Linked DNA regions of Homo sapiens: region 2 is linked to region 1. Evidence: chromatin loops called from intact Hi-C (ENCODE). Cell type or tissue: CD14-positive monocyte. All regions are shown on one strand. Each heading gives the region's core, and the rest is flanking DNA. Links, peaks and the distances in the headings are about the cores only.

The links. A loop is a pair of places that touch in the nucleus more often than their neighbours do. Peaks named below come from ENCODE experiments on the same cell type or tissue, not always from the same donor. Only the 100,000 strongest peaks of a DNase experiment are listed, where the experiment ranks them.
Region 2: it touches region 1 in a loop (3-fold over the local background); 3 of 110 quality-filtered maps call a loop at or near these places.

Annotation. Positions count from the first base shown.
Region 1 is chr7:106,867,844-106,875,843 of GRCh38, reverse strand. PIK3CG (phosphatidylinositol-4,5-bisphosphate 3-kinase catalytic subunit gamma) reads right to left here. Exons shown (of 11, transcript NM_001282426.2): 2 at 6,288-8,000; 3 at 3,242-3,307; 4 at 2,906-3,131; 5 at 1,041-1,144. Among named protein-coding and RNA genes, the nearest start is that of PIK3CG, 6.6 kb to the right of the region's middle. In CD14-positive monocyte, for the core only: no CTCF peak of the experiment used is centred there; DNase peaks (open chromatin) are centred at 3,533, 3,833 and 4,613; H3K4me3 peaks cover 5,023 bases; H3K27ac peaks cover 6,563 bases.
Region 2 is chr7:106,774,388-106,786,569 of GRCh38, reverse strand. LINC02577 (long intergenic non-protein coding RNA 2577) reads right to left here and starts at 11,552. Exons shown (of 5, transcript NR_170304.1): 1 at 11,370-11,552. It also overlaps the pseudogene RNA5SP236. RefSeq lists enhancers at 10,282-11,481, 11,593-11,887. In CD14-positive monocyte, for the core only: a CTCF peak has its summit at 6,425 (motif pointing right); no DNase peak of the experiment used is centred there.

The DNA of each region.
Region 1 (8,000 bases), core at 1-8,000:
TTGCTGGAATTTAAATGGTATAACCACTTTGGAAAAATGGTATCTTGTAAAATTACACACACACACCATCTGACCCAACTACCCCACTGTTAAACATTTACTCAAAAAATGAATGGAAAACAAACTGTGGTATATCCATACAAGGGACTACTACTAAGTCATAAAAAGAAACAAATTACTGATACATACAATAACATGAATGAATCTTAAAAGCATTATGGAAAGTAAAATAATTCAGATATAAAACTATATACTATATGATTCCTCTTAATAAAAGTCTAGAAAAGGCATTTTATGATAGAAAGTAGATCTGTTGCATTATCACAGAGAATGGGAGGAGAAAAAGGACTAACTGCAATGGGACATGACAGAACTTTTTCTGTAACATGTCTATGGAAATGTTCTAGATCTTGATTGTGGCGGTGGTTATATAATTGTATACATTTCTCAAAACTCACTGAATTCTACTTTTTTTTTTTTTTTTGAGACGGAGTCTTGCTCTGTCACCCAGGCTGGAGTGTAGTGGCGTGATCTTGGCTCACTGCAACCTCCACCTCCTAGGTCCTAGTTCAAGCAATTCTCCTGCCTCAGCCTCCCGAGTTGCTGGGATTACAGGAATGCACCACCATGCCTGGCTAATTTTCTTTTGTATTTTTTAGTAGAGACGGGGTTTCACCTTGTTGGCCAGGCTGGTCTTGAACTCCTGACCTCGTGATCTGCCTGCCTCGGCCTCCCAAAGTGCTGGGATTACAGGCGTGAGCTACCGCGCCTGTTCCCTGAATTCTACATTTTAAATGGACAATTTTTATTGTATACAAAGAATATCTCAAGCTGATTTTAAAAAATATGGAAGGGAAATTATCTGGTATTGAGGCTTTCATAACCAGTGATTAGACAAGGGCTTATGAGAAACCCATCCAGAGACTCTCCAGCTTCCCTGTCTCTGCATAAACATTAGCTTTTAAGTACTGGGCCCCAGCAAGCACGTTAGACATCTTCAAGACATAAAGACCACATGGAGACATCCAAGTGATACCTACTGCCAGCGCTCCTGCTTTCAGTCCAGGATCATATGGAACTCTAAAGCTTTCGGGGAGTTGAGAATTCTGCAGGTTTTCAAGCTTTTGTTTAAGTTGTGAAATAACTGTAATTGTCAAAAGTACACAAGAGTTATGTGAGTTCCAGAAATCATCAATATTATCTATTACATTTCCTGAGAACACATTTATTCATAGCATTCTATATATTTGTTCTGGTGTAGAGCAGGAGAAATGTGGGTGGGCCCTGCCTTTGAGGAGCTAACCATATGAGGTGGCAAGATACATTGGGCTTAAGGTGAGCAACATAACCATGTACACATACTACAACAGGGGACAGAAATATGTGAATATATGTGGGATAACACATAGACACCAACACAATCCAAGTAGAGAAGTATGCTCTGAGGGTGATGCTAAGGAATTAATACTGTAGTTTTCTTTCCAGCACATTAAACTTTAAACTACCATCTGATTTGAGGAACAGACATTTTAAGAAAATAATACATGGAATTTGGTTAGGGTTCTGTAATTTCTTTTCAGAAGAGGAAGTTAGGTTCTGTAGAGAAGTAGAGAAGATGGATGTGACAGCCTTAAAATTCTAAAGGCAAAATATGTGAATTAAAAATTACTGGATGACTGACAGAATGAGGGTCAGTACAAATGTTTTCCTTTCTTAAAATGCAAATAAAATATTATTATTACCATCATCATTTTTAGGAGGAAGCATTGTAAGAATCAAAGGGAGAAAGAAATTTTAAATATTCAGGAGTTTAAAATACTGGTTGAGTACATGAAGTGTCTATGTAATGAGCCATAGTGCTAGGTCTAGGTATATAAAAATGAAAAAGAGATATTCTCTAGATTCAAGGTTGATACAGTTTACCAGACCAGGAAGATATGTTAAAGACTTTAATTTAATGTAGTATCAATCAAAATCTACAGAAATACAGAGAAGGAGTGATTAATTTTCCTAGGGCAGGGGCAGGTTTTCTTAGGGTAGGAATAAGATATTGGAAACAGCTTGAGAGAGAAGGTGGTGTGTGTGTGTGTGTGTTTATTACCTTTATGCACACACACACACACACAGATACAGAGTCGTCTCTTGCTGTCTGTAAGGATTGGTTCCAGGACCTCCTGCAGATATCATAATCCATGAATGCTCAAGCCCCTGATATAAAATGGTATAGTATTTGCATATGACCTATGCACTTCCTCCCATATACTGTAAATCATCTCTAGATACCTATAATATCTGATACAATGTAAATGCTATGCAAATAGTTGTTACACTGTACTGTTTAGGGAATAATGACAGGAAAAAAAGTCTGTACATGTTCAATGCAGATGCAATTTTTTTCCCAAATGTTTTCTATCCATGCTTGGTTGAATTTACAGATGTAGGACCCCAGATAGGGAAGAATGAATGTATCTCTATATATCACTCTGAGATATATAGATGAAGAAATGCCAAAAAATTAAAATAGCCTCTCAAAAATTCATCATTTTATAAGACTGTAAACTTGAAAACTGTATGTGCATATTCAGAGATGTGAAGAAAAAGGTAAAGATTTGGAAATATCTAATCTTTGTGTATGCAACTGTTCTTAAAAACTACATCTTACATCTGCATAATGCTGCTTAATTTTTCAGTTAAGAATATGTAAATATATAGTTAAAAATTATGAACTTGTAAAAGGAGAACTTTAAATTTGTTTACTCCATGCAGACAGAAAACTCAAAAATGTGTTCTTGGTGCCTTCAGGAGGATGCAACTTGGATTCCAGGAAGAAAAAGAATTATAGGAACAATGGCATTTGGAGATGAAGGCATTTGGAAAGAGAACACAGAAAATATAGCCACCGTACCTTGGGAACTGACGTCATACTTTTCAGCAGAGAGCGATTTAATATCAAGGGTGACTTTTTGTAACATCTCGATTACTTGGACTTGTTGGGTAAAGTCGTGCAGCATGGCTGTGCCACAGCCCCTCAGATAGGCTTCCAGAATCACAGCGAACCTCTGCTGATAGTGTCTGGACTGGGCTATCTCACTTCTCAAGAACCAAAACAAAAAGTGACCAATTCTTTTGTTCTGAGGGCAGGTACAAGAAAGTTGAAATTATTATGACTAATGCTTTAGGTCTACCAGTTAATTCTTGGCAACTTAAAATTTCACGCTATTATCAAAATGGAAGTACTTACTCTTAAACCACGCTTCAGCAGAAATCTGGCAAGGGCGCTATCATGGTATGGTTCAAATTTCACAGCCTAAAGGAAGAACACATTGGCATTTGTAGGACTGTACTCTATGTCGTTGAATCAGGGAAAAGGAAATGGAGAAGAACTGGTGCTCTGCTTTACTGGGTCTTCACGGCTAGAAAGATGAAAATCTTAACAGTCACTTAAGTTTAATCCTGTCTGTTAGAGGACACTTAGGACCAGACTGAACCACTTGCTTAAGATCATAGAGCAGCCGATGACATAACTGGGATTAGAGGATGAAACTTTTGACTCACAGTCATGTGCTGCTGATAAATTCAAAGGTGAAGAGGTGAGGGAATTTGCTCTAATTAGGTCTTACTGGTTTTGTTGGAGGGGTAGAGGGGGAAGATGGAGACACTGTAACCAATCTATAAAGTGGAAGGTAAGAGAGAATGTGAGAAAGAAAATGGACAGTGGAGATATAGTATAATACACGTAAGGAGAAAAATATTTGTTAGATGGAAAGATCCTAAAAGCCCTATAGCTTCCCTTTTCGGCATCTCACTGGCAAGTCACTGAACTGTCTCACAGGTCCTTAACTACAAGTAAACAGTGGCTCTAGATCAATCCACACAGAGCAATCACTACCCTCTGCCACACTGTGGTGTGTACAGAGCTTTCTGTCCAAAAGTCCCTGATTTTATGTTTTCTTAAGTATAATTTGATCTTCATTTTTAGTGTTTAGTAATTTTCATATCACTTGGCTGATGTTAGAGAATATTGACTTAGTACAGCTCCATTACTGATGAGGAAGAACTGATAAAATGTAAAAAACACAATTAAATCTTGTGAGTGCATAGGTGTTTCATTGTTCTCTGTGCTTTTCTGTAAGTTTGAAATAGTTCATAATTTTAAAAGCAGCAACACTAACATTGTTCAGATTATTATAAAAGCATATATAAAGTTAGAGGATAGATGTTATATGTAAACATGAAGAAAGACTTAATATTAAATATCTCAGAGTATACACTTTATGAATAGAAATGGTGTATCCTTTTTTCCTAAGGAACGGAAGAAATTCACATTCTAGTTTATATTTTAGGAACTGGAGGCTTCTTGGAAGGATTTATAATTCTTCCTCTGGTTTTCCAGTTTGGACATGATCACTAGTGGCTTCATCATGTTTCAATTATACAAGTGTTTACAAAAATGCTTTTCAAAAGTATGGTCAAATAGGTGCCACTGTAGCTGCATCAAAGGCCTTAATTCTGAGAATGTGGTCTTTTAGCCACCAGTACTCATTTTCGCAATGTTTTAAGTTTCTAAGCCAGATGTGAGTCTTTCTGACCTTCTTCAGGTTTCACTTCTGTAAAGACAGTGCAGATCTCAACTAGGAGACCATTTTGATCAGGAATGAGTCATTTAGCCATAGCTGAAAATGTCTCAAGTAGTTTTACAAATGACTATTCTTCTTCAGATTTAAGACCACAAATTCAATGTTAATATTATGTATTGACCTCTTTCATTTAACACATTTCTAAAAAGAACATTATTCATTTTCCAGCTCTTTAAAGTTTACTTGTGAACATGACAATGAAAAATAATTCCTGTTAGCCTTGGGGTTTGCAACAGAGCTCATCCAAGTTTTTTTCATGTTGTTTCTGTTATGGAGAGCTAGAAAACTGAAGATTCTTTAATTATTCTAAAATTCTTTAGTGTTATACAAATATCTCAACTAGTGAAAAAACTACTGAATATATTTAATGGATGAAAACAAAGCCAAATGTAATGTTTCAAGTATCTAACAGGAAGGTGAAGATTGAGAGTTTAAGTTGAGGCTATCCAAAATGCTTATCAGAAAACTCCAGAACTTCCTATAAATACGGATAGTGATTAGATAGTTTAGTGTGTAAAATTTAGTCTGGCTAATCCTAAAGATCTCAGGTCAAATGTCACTTACTCAGAACTGTCCCGGGGTCTCTTAATCAAAATTAAGTGTCCCTTGGACCCCTGGACTGTTTTCTCATAATACGGTATAGTTTTCCCTAAAGTATTTGTCACAATTTGGTATTAAACATCTATTTGTGTGTGTACTCATTTAATGCCAGTCTTCTCAGTACATGTTGTTGAATTAATGAATGAAGGCTGTGCTCTAAAATAGCATTTCTATTCAAATTCCTTTACTTCTTTTCCCTTGTCAAGCAGTACAATATAAGTTGAGAACTGCTAAAGTGAGCAGGGGAACTGTTCCCCCTTCTTTCTTTAACTTCTTAACTAAACCTTAGAAAAATCACTTGTCCTCTCAGGACCCCAGGGAACATCATGAGAAACGGAGCAGAAATACATACAGTCCTGTACCTATCTGCAGAGAGGAGCTTTCAAGACTCTACCCAGATATGAGATATTATTCTGTGAACTGTAACAGACATACACAGAGAATAAGACCTTTTATCTCTAGCCCCAGAATCCTGACACCAGACTGATGAAGGATATGGTGGTGGATTTGTGAAGGATTTGGGGTAGTGAAAAGAGCAGGATCTGGAGGGAGACCTCCTGGGTTTGAATTCTGGTCTACCTCTTTCAAAGTATGTGACCTTGGGCACATTACTTAGCCTCTTTGTACCTCAGTTTCCTCATGTAAAAAGTGCAAATGTCAATTTGACCTCCATCATAGTTATTGGAAGAGTTAAATGAGATAATACACTGAAAGCATGTCAGTCACTTGGAGCCTTGGCACAAGAAAGCATTCAGTAAGTGCAATCTATCATTAAAATAATAAATGAGAACAAAGTATTCCCACAGGGCCAATTCTCCTAAAAACGTGAAGTACTAATGTCTGCAAAACCCTTGTCAGCAAACCCTCCGAGACAGTAAAAATGTACATGGAACAGTTTACTACTTTTTGAGGCAGCTTCATCATATCTACTTTTGCCGATGATGAAGCTCTGAACAAAGGGCATTTGATGACAACTGAATGGAGTGCCTGTGCATATGCAAATCAATTCCTTTTGAGAAGGCTTCCATTGATAACACCAACATCCCCTACCTGGACCAATTGTAGAAGGTAATGCAGAACATCATCGTCCTCCAAGCTCTCCAGTTTCTGAACTGCAATGGCTCTTACATTTTCATCTGAGAAGTTGCAGTCCAGGAGCTGCATTGTTAACCCAACATCCAAAGCACTTTGATCCCAGACTTCCCTTCTGGCCAACAATTGGTATGTTTTGGCCACAATTTCTTGCTGTCCCCATTTCACTGAACTAAATAGCTTAGGATATGCTTTTGGGTGCTTAAGGCTTTCGTATCTAAAATGCCAGAGCAATTCTTTGTCCTCTGCTGTGAGAGGGTTAAGTGGATCAGTGGCTATGATCGCCTCCAATTGCTTGCGAAGCTGGTTGGGCATTTCTGCTCGAACCCGGTCCCCTTCCGGGTCAGGGGTGGGCTGATGCTTAGGCAGGGCTATCGGGTGGCAGTAATTGTCCAGAAGAATGGAGATGGACATTGAGTTCTCCTTGTCTGGGTTAGTTGCAGACGTGAGTTTGTCAGCATTGAAGCTTCCTTGGTCTTCTCCCTTCCCAGATATCTGCCACATGTGGAGGACGTATTCTCCACGGCGCAGGAGGAAACGGTGGTCTATCAGCAGCAGGTTCACATAATAGAGAAGCTGAACTTTGCCCTTGGACTCAGAACTGGGGGACTCTGCAGAGGCCTTGCTGGACAGTGCTGGAGCTTTACCGCAGTAGATCTGGAGGTTCAGTAGAGCCCCTTTGGGCAAGTCTTTGATTTTGATACTGAACTCAAGCCACACATTCCACAGCACCTCCTCTGTGAAGGGTTTGGGGCTGGTTCTCCTTTGGCAAAGGACTTGTTGCCCATGCTGGATGTTTGCCTCTACAAAAACTGTGAGGTCGGTGTTCCGAGGCAGGACGGGGATATCAATGCCTCTGATCTTGACCCTGAACTTGCGGTCGCAGTCCCACAGGGACACGGTGAACACACTCTCGTGGTCCTTGCCGTGGATGGTAAGCTGCTCATGGTAGCCGGTGACTCCCGTGCAGTCATCCACCAGTGGCCACTCTTCCTTCCTCACCTCGTCTAGGGCCGGGTCTGGAGGCGTGTCCAGTACCACGTGAATCTCTTCTCCGTTCTTGAGGCAGTGCCTCACCCACTGGAAGTTTTTGATGGGCGTTTCGCCCACCAGGTACTCATCCCGGCCACAGACGCGCAGCACAAAATCCTGTTCGCTTTGGCTTTCGGGAATATCCATCAGAGATTTCTTCTTGGCCATCTTGGTGAAGAAGCTCTGCAGGATGGCGCCGGGGGTGTCGTCGGGTGAGACCTTAATGGTCTGGCTGGTGGTGCTGCGGTGAATGACGATGAAGATGCAGTTGTTGGCAATCTTCTTCCACAGGTACTCCGGGAGGGGCTTGGACGTCACCCACGGGTGCATGGCGTAGAGCTTGGGGTCGCGGCTGGCCACCTCCGCCATGCGCGGGGTCACCAAGCCACGGCGCGTGAACTCCAGCTCATCGTCGTGCACGTTGCTGACGTCAGTGACGTCATAGCCAATCAGCGCCGTGAGCTGCCGCTGGAAGGCTTGGGACTCCTCGGAGGGCGGGTGCCGCTGCACCAGGTGGATCTGGCCCGGGCTCCGGTGCGTGGCCTTCCAGTAGCGCAGGCAGTCCAGAGTCTGCACCACCTGGTACTTGTCGTAGATCTCGTACCACTGCCCCTTCTTCTGATAGAGCAGGAGGAAGTG
Region 2 (12,182 bases), core at 2,412-10,411, 92 kb after region 1:
TTCACCTTTAAAATGGGGTTAATAATGACTATCATATGAGAAGTACAATTTAAATGAGCACATGTTGTCTCTCCATATATATATATGTATATATACATGTGTATATATATATGTGTGTATATATATATATATATATATATATATATATATATATATGAGAAACTTAATATACTACCTGGTTTAAAATAGGTTCCCAGTACATTGCAATGATAATTATTAGCAATGGTAGAAATATTTAATTCAAATTGAGATTTGCATAGCTTTAGGGGTACATGAGGACATCCCAAGAGCTATGCAGACTCAGAATCAATTTCCAAATTCTTTCTCTCTCCCTCTCTCTCTCTCTCTCTCTCTATATATATATATTTCTATATTTGCTCAAAAGTGCCCCTGAATCAAGCTGCTTCTCCTTATCCACCTTTTCTTTTATAGCTCCTTTTCTTCTGCCCTACAAAAAAGTGACATATTTTTCATCCACCTCAAATTATGCTGTGGTACCTTAATTGCCCTGGGTATACAAACCTCTGGGACACCAAGCTGAGGAAAGTCAAACTATGGGTATTTGAGAGAGAGAGAGACTCTCAAAGGAAATACTCTGTTGAAGGAAATACTATGGGTATTTTCCTTTAATCAAACCAGCATAAACCAAAGGTGCAGGGCATATTATCTTTCTCTGTCTTATGCTTATCTCTTTTAGGGGCAAAGCATACCTTAAGCAGGTATGCTCACCCATGTCGGGGTGTTTGGACTTCAGGAGTATCATGGAATTAGGCAGGAGAAGTGATGGCATTTTCCTCCTGTCTTCACTACTGGCAAAGAAGGCATTGTTCCTGAGGAAAGAGACTTGAGAATAAAGCAGGCTGGGCACAGTGGCTCACGCCTGTAATCCCAGCACTTTGGCAGGCCAAGGCGGGCAGATCACTTGAGGTCAGGAGCTCGAGATCAGCCTGGCCAACATGGCGAAACCCAGTCTCTACTAAAAATACAAAAATTAGCCGGGCATAGTGGTGGGACCCCATAATCCCAGCTACTCAGGAGGCTGAAGCAGGAGAATCGCTTGAACCCAGGAGGTGGAGGTTGCAGTGAGCCGAGATCACACCACTGTACTTCAACCTCGGTGACAGAGTAAGACTCCATCTCAAAAAAAAAAAAAAAAAAAAAAACAAAGAAAAAAACAAAGAGAACATCTCTTAGAAATATTGGCCGGGCGCGGTGGCTCACGCCTGTAATCCCAGCACTTTGGGAGGCCGAGACGGGCGGATCACGAGGTCAGGAGATCGAGACCATCCTGGCTAACACGGTGAAACCCCATCTCTACTAAAAATACAAAAAATTAGCTGGGTGTGGTGGCGAGTGCCTGTAGTCCCAGCTGCTCAGGAGGCTGAGGCAGGAGAATGGCGTGAACCTGGGAGACGGAGGTTGCAGTGAGTTGAGACCGCGCCACTGCACTCCAGCCTGGGTGACAGAGCGAGACTCCATCTCAAAAAAAAAAAAAAAAGAAAAAGAAAAAAGAAATATTGAAGATGGCAGTAAGTTATTCATCCAGGTGGCAAACTCATGGGAGGTCTCTGTCTATCTTGAAATATTCAAGATTTGTAAGAAGTGTACTGGGAAATGCCAGTGAGCTATGAACCACATTTTCTCTGCAATTTCACCATCTCAGTAATGAGAGCAAGCTCTGTGAATACTCTCATTTAGCTGCATTTTACTCTATGTCTCAGGAGTGTAATTTGCATAACTTCAAGGTGAAAAGACTACAGTTTCTTCCAACATATCAAGGCTACATTTTCTAACAAAAGAAACACATATTAGAGGTAAGTTAGTATTTTGTATTTTCTTAAATATTTACTCAGATTTATAGGAGAAACACTTTCATTAATTTTTGCTAAAAGTTAGCAAAATATGAAATCTATATTCATTTCTGATGAAGGTACAGGTCTCCTGCTCACTGTCACTCATGAACAACTTTCCCGTTCATGTATTAATTCCTGCCATGTAGTTATTAGGTATATAAGTCAGCTTGTGTTGCCATAACAAAATACCATGCACCAGGTGGTTTAAATAACAGAAATTTATTTTCTCATAACTCTGGAGGCTAGAAATCCAAGATTAGGGTGTCAGCATGGTCAAGTTCTGGTGTGGGCTCTCTTCCTGGCTGGCAGATGGCTGCCTTCTCCTTATATCCTCACATGGGGGGCAGGAGGAGAGAGAGAGAGAGTGAACCAGCGAGAGAGAGAGAGAGAGAAAGGGGGCACATGAACGAGAGCATCTGGCATCTTGTCCTCTTCTTTAAAGGACACCAGTCCTAGTGAAGTAGGACCCCAGCCTGTGACCTCATTTAACCTTTATCACCTCTTCACAGGCACTATTTCCAAATATAGTCACATTAAGGGTTAAGCCTTCAAAATATAAATTTTGGGGGAATGAAATTCAGTCCACAGAATTAGCATTAAGTAATTTAACAGGAATATATTGCAGATTATACTCTAACTAATGTGCTTAGAGGTCCTTAATGTGCTTTCCATAATCTTGTACTATACTTATTGGTGACTAAGTTCTTTCTCTTGCTGTCAACTTACATAAAGTATTTAAACTATACTGTCAAAAGCAGAAATCTATTGGTTCAAAAGCAAAAAAAATTTTTCCAAAATGTAAATCTAATATGCAATGACCTGAACTTTAGAAAACTGGCTTGATTGAATTAGGATTAATTTCTCCCTTTCAGATGTTAATATATTGATTTCAGTTCTGCTAAGTGTATTGTCTTCAGTCATATTTGGGAAGAAGTTATTAGTATATACATGAATATCCCCAAGTGTCTGTCCTTCTGTCATTTCTTTACTCTGCATTTTGAGACATTCTTAAAAAATGAAATTTGGCATTGTATATAGGTCTCTGTTCACAGTCAAGGAGAAAAGTCCCCAAATGCACAATTTACAATTTTCTGTTTTTGTTTCTAACTCCAGTTTCATCTTTTTTAGGTCCATAAGCAAGACGCCTGTAAGTAAAAGGGTGATGGTATAATCAACAGCCATGTGATAAGTCTTGGCCAAGCTTTTTTGGGTCATACTTCCTAGAAACTTAGAAAGTGAGCTCTAATAATTAGGTAACACATTTCTTCTTCTTCTTCTTCTTCTTCTTTTTTTTGTAAATTAGGTAGTTTCCAATTCTTTGCTTTCAATAAAATTAAAGGAGGACCTACCCAAGTTGTCAACAGATAGGCCAATAGTTTTTGATAATAGATCACTATGTACTTTTTGACTTATAATCAAGAAGGCATTCAAATAACAGAGTGACATTTTTATCAGAAAATGCCTAACATTCTCATTACTTATTTAATTGAACAAGTTTTCTCAGGGCTTACGTCTAAAAAAATAAAAAATAAGAGTAGAATTGACGCTGACTCTGTCTCATTTTAACAGTTAGGAACAGCCACAGATACCCGAACTAATTTAAAAAGATCCATTCATTTAGTTTAATTTTCCAATAACACATAACTTGCTATGTTTTATAATTATTTATCAAAATATGCTATATATTTATGTTGCTTTGGTCAGTTGTATACTAAAAATCATTATAAAAATAATTCAATCCAGAAAACTTCAAAATTTTAAAAAGGAATAATACAAATTTTTCGGTTGTTAAAAAAGAGGTTGTTGGTGAATTTTTAAGACTGAGGGTGGGAGAGTAAGTGTCAAATTGCTATGGTGTTTAGAGTTCATTGGATACAAAGTGTGATATATTTTATTTAAAAATCAATATTTACAATATGCTAATAAGTACATATTTTGAAGTTATTCAAATTTATGATGAAAAATCTTAGGTGTCTGCTTGAAAATGTGCAAGGGGATACATAGTTTTTCAAAGTTCCTTTAGGAAGTACGAGAGGAATTAGTTCAAAGACCACTTATTTAGCTGATCAAATCTTTACAGTTTTAACAGTTGATGGTGACAAACTTCATGGAGAAAAGTAGATAAAAAGAAGGACATACATGGGTGTGTTGTTGATATGGGCTCTTGTGACAGAAAAGTAGGCTTGGTGAAAAAAACAAACAAAATAACACATAATTCCCAAGTTCTTAAATTTTTTTGGCCAGCACCTTTGAGACATAGCATATCCATTGTTTATGAACTTTGCAAAGCAGATTTATGAGGTTGGTTTTTCTTTTGGATGGGCTTAATTATGTTGGAGACCAATAATCCACTGTTTTAGCCATATTACCATGTGCCTGGCACTGTGCTAATTACTAGAGATGCAGAGATGAACAAGGAGAGAGGATCCCTCAAGGAACTGACAGGATAGAAGAAAAAGGGAAGTTAAACTAGTCTAAGTTGGAAATCAATGATGATGTGCTTTAAGTATTTTTCATTTGTATTCCATATTTGCACAAAAAACTTGAGATGGATAAAGATCTCCCTCATCATCCAACCTGTTGAGGAATGGAACAGGACGGAATAAAATGGTGGAAGGAAGGTGAATTTGCTCTCTCTTTTTGAGCTGGGACATCTGTCTTTTCCTGCTCTCTGACAATGGTGCTCTTAGTTCTTGGGCCTTTGCACTTGGGCTGGTTTGTACCACCAGCTAAGCTTTCCTAGGTCTCCAGCTCACAGACAGCAGATTGAGGGACTTCTCAGCCTCCATAATCATGGGAGCCAATTCCATATTTCTCTATCTCTATACCTCCTATGGGTTCTGTTTCTCTGGAGAACCCTGACTAATACAAATGGTTTATAGTACAAGATTCTCTGAATCCTTGGGGTTTGGATCTTGATGTTTAAAGTTAATGCTCTAAAATTTAAAAGAAAAAAAAAAGAAAATCCCTTTTTTCTTCTCTCAAACTCTTGCTACTTACAATAGAGAGCCATACCCCCAACCCTAAATGTGCCCAATTTCATCTGATCTAGGAAGCTAAGCCCAACTAGCGTTGGGCCTAGTTAGTATTTAGATGGGAGAAAACCAGGCCCCTGTAGGCCATGGTTTCTGGTGTCCATTTACCAAACTCTCCTCTGTAGTTCATGATCAATGGCTTTTGTTCTGCCTGGATGGTCCTACCCTGTTGTACCCAGAAAGTGTCTGCTGACTGCTGAATGGTGGGTGAAAAGAAAGGGCAATAGGAATTAGAAAGCATGTGGTTTAATAATTTTTAAAAATTCCCTACTTTAATTAGGAAGTGATGCATATTTCTGGAATTTTCACCAAGAGATCATGGTGTTTCTAGGAAGCTGGCTAACTACGCCTGATATATTTAAAAAACAAAAAAACCCCAAACCCAAAAAACTACAACCTACTCAATTACATTGCAACTTGCCGGGAATTAAGTAATGGTGTTCTCAGAACTGTAGAGTACAATGTAATCAGTGTTTATCTGATTCTGTGCTGAAGAGTCTGGGCTTAACTTCCTGAGGACCAGCAGGCTACCTAGCTGGTAATGTCTCTAGAATGGAGAGCAGCTCATCCAAGAGCCCAGCTTTTGAGGGCATAGAGTTGATGAATTTCATGGGAAAGGCAGGACCCTTCACTCCAACTTCTAGCTGTTTGATAGCAATTCTCAAGCTTTAGTATGAATACAAGTCATTTAGGAAGATTGTTTAATAATATAGATTCCTTGAACCCCCATACAGATCATCTGATTCATAGGTCTGGGTTGGGGCCTAGGAATTTACATTTTTGCATACTTCTTCTGGACCATGTTTTGAGACCTTTAGACTCCCATTTGGAGAGCCTAGGATAAAAATTTAGGAATTGTTGAAAATACCATCCTTAGATCCAGACCGGAGGGGCTCCTGCCCTGGGGTCTGTGATTTAGAAGGCCCTGCTCTGGCCCTCCCCTGGCCATGTTGGTCTCCATGGGATGAGGAGTCTGGGGGCTCTAGGGGATATGCCAACCTTGAGACTGTGAGCAGACTTCCAGACTGTGATCTAGGGAGAGAGAGAGAGACAGAGAGAGAGAGGTTGATTTTGAAGAACTGGCGCCTGTAATAATAGAGGCTGAGAAATCCCACAATCTGCTATGTGCAAGCTGGAGCCCAGGAAAGCCAATGGTGTAGTTCAGTCCAAGTCAAAATGCCTGAGAACCAGGGAAGCCAATGGTGTGAATCTCAGTCGAGGGCCAGAGAAGATGTGATGAAATGTCTCTGCTCAAGCAGGCAGGCGGCAAGCAAGTTAAGGGCGAATTCCTCCTTCCTTTGCCTTTTGTTCTCTTCAGGCCCTCAGGAGAGTAGATGGTGACCACCCACACTGGGGCAGACACCAACTTTGCCAATCCACGGATTCAAATTCTAATCTCCTCTGGAAATACCCTCACAGACATACCCAGAAATCAGGTTTAATCCGAGCACCTGCGTCCAGTCAAGTTGCCACATAGAATTCAGCATCACAGGTGCTGAGCTGGCTCCTGACTGTGCAAGGGCTTCTTCCCTGGTCTGACCTCCAGAGGGCATACCCTGCTGGGTGTGTCCTTACGCCTGAGTAGTGGCCAAAGGGCAGCTGTTTGTGGAGGTGTGGATGGAGTTGACTGTGTGAGCTGCAGCATGCACTAGTGGCCCCAGGAAGTTCCTCATTCATGGAGGGCTGGCTGTGGGAAAAGAGGGAGCATGGGCTGTGAGCCAGGAGTTAGCACTCCCTGTGCCACCGCATTCCTACCTTGGGTTTCTGGGTTGTTTGGAGGGTATATTTATCAGATAGGAGAATAGGATCTTTTATTCAGCAGTTTGTTAGCTTTGATTTATAACTTCTAAATAACTAGACACATGGTTTGGGGACCTTAGTCTGTACTCTTGCTTTGGGCCCCACAAATGTTAGAGGCAGACCAGATCAACATTTCCAGATTAGTAACATCTTAGACTTGATTTCTTCTAAACAAGAATTGTCCTTCAAGCCAGGCCCCAGGGAGGGAAAAATGGACAAAAGGTAAAGGAAATATGACCTCCAGGCTGGCAGGGCCCAGGGAGGGAAAACCCAGCTTGTGTGGCAAGGCAGCAAATCTTGGCGTGTCCTTTCTAAGCCCTGTCTGCATCTCAGGTAAGGAGTGAGAGAATGGGAATGGGGCATAATTCTGTTTTGCAGAACTGACAGACTTGAGCTATCTTGGGGGACCCAAAATCTAGGTTTTTCTAATTTCATTCTCTCCAGGATTCTAGCCTCCCCAGCATGAGTCAAGTTGTCCTAATTTTTCCTAGAATGAGATAATAGTCTGAAAATGTGAACACTTTTCTGGGTAACTTTAACATATTTTCAGAAACAATTGCACATAAAAAAGACTTCTTCAATTATTTTATAAGGGGATTAACACGGAAACTTTTTTTTTGTATTTCACACACATTGGAATGTGTAAAAGGCATTGTTACATGACAGTCACTACTTGATACCATATTCCACATACTTTAATGAAAATATTCCTTAAAACACCCAATTACTTTTCTCCCATTAGATCTGCTATGTACAGTTGTCCAGGTTGTTGACTGTGTAAGAATACTTAGCCCAAGAAATGAATAGGATCTAAAATCCAGCCTACTGTCTCCTTGTCAAGCTGAGCGCCCTGACATGGCCTGCATTCACCAGGAGGAAGGATGCTTTTTTCTAATCACAAAAGTCACAGTCTGCTTGTCAAACCACATACCTTGCTCATGAGAGGGGCATGTTTGCTGAGGTTACCCTCAAACTAACAGAGCTGAGGATGCTAAAATGATGCCATATGTTGAGGAATAGTGAAAGCCTTCTGGGGAGATGGTCATCTTGGAATCTGATTACTTGCCCTCTCCCTCTCTGCACCCTCTCTCCCTCTCTCACTTCCACTGCAGTGAAGAGAAAGAATGCCTTTCTGGGAAAAAAATTACTGGCAAAAAAAACAAACCAAACCAAAACAAACGCCAAGAAACCCCACAACAACACAGCTGCTGTGATTTCTGTGGGTCCCAAAGAAAAGAGGAGCTAACTGCTGCTTCAGCCTGTGTAATAGCCAGGTCCTGGGACAGAATTAGCTACAGTTAGAAAATAAAGTCAACAAGGTGAGTACAGCTGGAGATGGAACATTTACTGCTACCCATCTACTAGCTTGGAATCAGGGAAGTAATTAGTCCAGTGTGGATCAGCATTGGTCATGGACTAGAGGAGGACATCTACCCTTGCCCAATCCTGAAGCCCCTTTTGGGCCCTGCTGGAACTCACAGTCCATTATTAGCAAAACCCAATAGTGTCAACCTTGGCTCTGACTCTTCCAGCACCATCTCACTCTGATGAAAACATGGCTGTCCTCTGGGAACACTGCCTTCTGATTCTGTCGTTATTCTCCTTGTCCCGTGGTGGCTGTGGTTTGCTCCCTCCAGTTGTGCCATGGGGCCTGGAGGTGGGGTGCGTTTCTTTTACACTCCTCATTGCCACTTCTGCATCATTACCTCTTTCTCTTTCCTAAAAGTGTCCTGCATTGAATCTCAGGTCATCAGGTTATGTCACCTGACTTCTCATTTTGTGACATCTGTCATCCTGAAGTCATTCCCCCTGGTTCCTCAGTGTTCCTGCCTCACCATTGCATTCCTCTTCCTGTCTTAACTCTGGGCAAGTTCAACTTACACATGGATTGTCCCTCCATTATCCTGGTCTCTCAGTTCCCTACTGACCTTTCCTCTCACAATCTGGTCCTTCCCCTTTCATCACCGTGATTGCAGACCCTGTCATTTCCCACAGCTGTGTGGCCTCCACGGCTGCAAGGCATGCCGCCCACTCTAGGACCCCTGCTTCCTCTCTTCCTAGCACGCTTCCTCAATCACCCTGTGTGCTAGAACTGTCAAAGCAAAGTGCCACAAATTAGGTGGCTTAAAGAATAGAAATGAATTCTCACACAGTTCTGGAGGTTGGAAGTCTGAGATCAAGGTGTTGATGGAGTTGGTACCATGTAGGGGGCTGCCCCAGGCTGCTGTCCTGGCCTCTGATGAATTGCTGGCAATCCTTGGCTTGTAGACTCATCACTCCAACTTCTGCCTTCGTGTTGACATGGTGTTCTCCCTGTGTGCCTGTCTGCACCCAAATTTCCTATTTTTATAAGGACACCAGTCACACTGGATTAGGACACCCCCTCATCTTAACTAGTCAGGATAAGTAAGGTAACATTCTGAGGTACCAGAGGTTAGGACTTCAACACTTAAATTTTTTTTTGAGGGGGGCATACAATTTAACCCCTAACATGCTCCATCTCCAGCAGTCCTTCCACTCCCATCTTAAATTCATGAACATAAACCCTTAATGCTGCTTGGCAAAGGCAAACATACTCCCTGATATGGTTTGGCCCTGTCCCCACCCAAATCTCATCTTGAATTGTAGCTACCATAATCCCCATGTGTTGTGGGACGGATCTGGTGGGAGGTAATTGCATCTTGAAGACAGGTTTTTCCTGTGCTGTTCTTGTGATAGTGAACAAGTCTCACAAGATCTGACGGTTTTATATAGGGCACTTCCCCTGCACACGCTCTCTTGCCTGCCGCCATGTAAGATGTGCATTTGTTCCTCCTTTGTCTTCTGCCATAATTGTGAGGCCTCCCCAGCCATGTGGAACTGTGAGTCCATTAAGCCTCTTTTTCTTTATAAATTACCCAGTCTCAGGTATTTCTTCATAGCAGTATGAGAATGGACTAATACACTCCCTCCCCTATGTCATCAGTTTTTCCCCTCTTGGCCTCATCATTACTATCACCATATAAAGATGCTCTTATTTCTCTCACATTAATTATATTAAAAACTTTCTTGACCCCACATCCACCTGTAACTCTCCCTCCAGCTCTACTATCTCTGCTGCTCTTCACTGAATGATTCTTCTGGGGTTGTCTATACTTACTGCCTTCAATTCTTCTCCTCCCATTCCCTTCAGTCCCTTCCAATCAAGCTTTTGCCTCCACTACTCCTCTGAAAGTTCTCATGTCAAGGTTAACACAGTTTGTAGTATTAGTGAATTTCTTCTTTCTTTTTTTTATCATGGTTATCCTCGATGAAAAATTGAACTTACTCCCATTTATTGCATGCATTAAGTGATGAGGTTTGCCCAAAGCTCAGGAAAACAACAAGGAGAAGGTGAAATAATGAACAATATATAGATTGGCAGGAAAAATACAGAATGAAAAAATTGTTTAGAATAAGGTAATCCTTTTATAGCATTGGCCACTCTATAGAGATTCGATTTTTAGCATTTACATTTACACATTTTAACCAATTACTTTGCCCACTTGGAGCACGTGGATGCATTTACACTGACCACTCTGTGTCCTTCCAGGTTTTCCCTGGATGGCCTTCTTGATCTCTGGCAATTTGGAATCCCAAGCCCTTTCTGGGATTATTACCTAGCCCCCAGGTCAACCCTCTCTAGGGATCCAGGGTGGAGGAGGGAGGAAGAGGAGGGGGTGGTGGTAAAAGGGGGTAGGAGCAGGAGGATTTAGTGGAACAAAGGGATGAGAGAAAATAGGAAAGAAGAAAAAGCAGCAGACCCAGGCAACATGTGCTGTGGCCATAATAACTGTTTTCTGTACTGTCTGCTGCAACTAAATTTTAAAAACATGCTTACCCTTTTTTTTTTTTTAAATGAACAAACTCCTTCAGAGGGGGTGGATTGTATAGTTTCTGGCATGCTGCAGGGGAGAAAAAGTCCATCTCGATAACTTATAAGCACGCTTTGAATTCAGAACTTTACAATTCTTCAGAAACAACTAATGAAAAAAAGAGTGCTGTTGGGCTGACTGTGAGTCACTTCCCCACCCTATGATTCACTAAGTCACAAATGCTGGACATGCGGACAGGGGAGAAGGACTTTTGATTTTGAGGATTCATGAGCTGATTCAGTACTGTCTTTATGTTTTGATGCTATCCAAGTTCAAGCTTTGAGGTGTTTTGGCATCATAAAGCAGCATCAAGGTAAGGGATCAAAGGATGGGAAAAGCCAGCATGAGTGAAGGTTTGTTAGCTAGAAGCGTCCAATTCTTGCATAATATCAGAAGGCAAGGTTAGGCAGCTACTGATAGCATGGATGCTGAAGAAAGCTGAAGTACTTTCAAATCCAGATAGCTCCAATTGCTTGCTCTCCTATGACTACTCTTAACTGAAATATTTATAGTGACTCAAGAACGACAGCAAAATAAATATCCTTGGGCTCCCCACTGGTCTAAATCCCTTCACAAAAAACCTTGTCACTGGAAACACTGACAAATACTATATGTTTAGAAAACATCATATAAAATATCCAAATAAATAAGCTATACAGTAATTGGTCCTTTAAATTATTTTAAGGAGGTAAAATATTCTAACATCTGAATTTCTACCTGTCAGAGGCTTTTGAACCAGAGCAATTCCATCTTGAATAGGGGGTGGGTAAAATAAGGCTGAGACTTACTGAGCTGCATTCCAGGAGGTTAAGGCATTCCTAGTCACAGGATGAGATAGGAGGTCGGCACAAGATACAGGTCACAAAGACCTTGCTGATAAAACAGCATGCGTAAAGAAGCTGTCCAAAACCCACCAAAACCAAGATGGCGATGAAAGTGACCTCCAGTCGTCTCACTGCTCATTATACACTAATTATATAATGCGCTAACATGCTAAAGACACTCCCGCCAGTGCCATACAGTTTACAAATGCCATGGCAACATCAGGAAGTTACCCTATATGGTCTAAGAAGTCGGCAGGGGCAGAGGCGGGAACCCTCAGTTCCGAGAATTGCCCACCCCTTTCCTGGAGACTCATGAATCATCAACCCCTTGTTTAGCATATAATCAGGAAGTAACAAAAAGTATCATCAGTCGAGCAGCCCATGCCGCTATTCTGCCTATGGAGTAGCCATTCTTTATTCCTTTACTTTCCTGATAAACTTGCTTTCACTTTACTGTATGGACTTGCCTTGAATTCTTTCTTGCGTGAGGTCCAAGAACCCTCTCTTGGGTTCTGAACTGAGACCCCTTTCTGTAACAAAAACATTTAATTACGACGTCATGACATTCTGGAAGGTTTCTTTGGAATGATGTCCTAGTTTGAGCTCCCAGTTTGATAGTACAAGTTGAGTATCCTTAATCAAAAAATCTGAAACCTGAAATGCTCCAAAATTTGAAATTTTTGAGTGCCAACATGGTACTCAAAGGAAATGCTCATTGGAGCATTTCAGATTTTGGATTTTTGAATTAGGGATGCTCAACCAGTAAGTATAATGCAA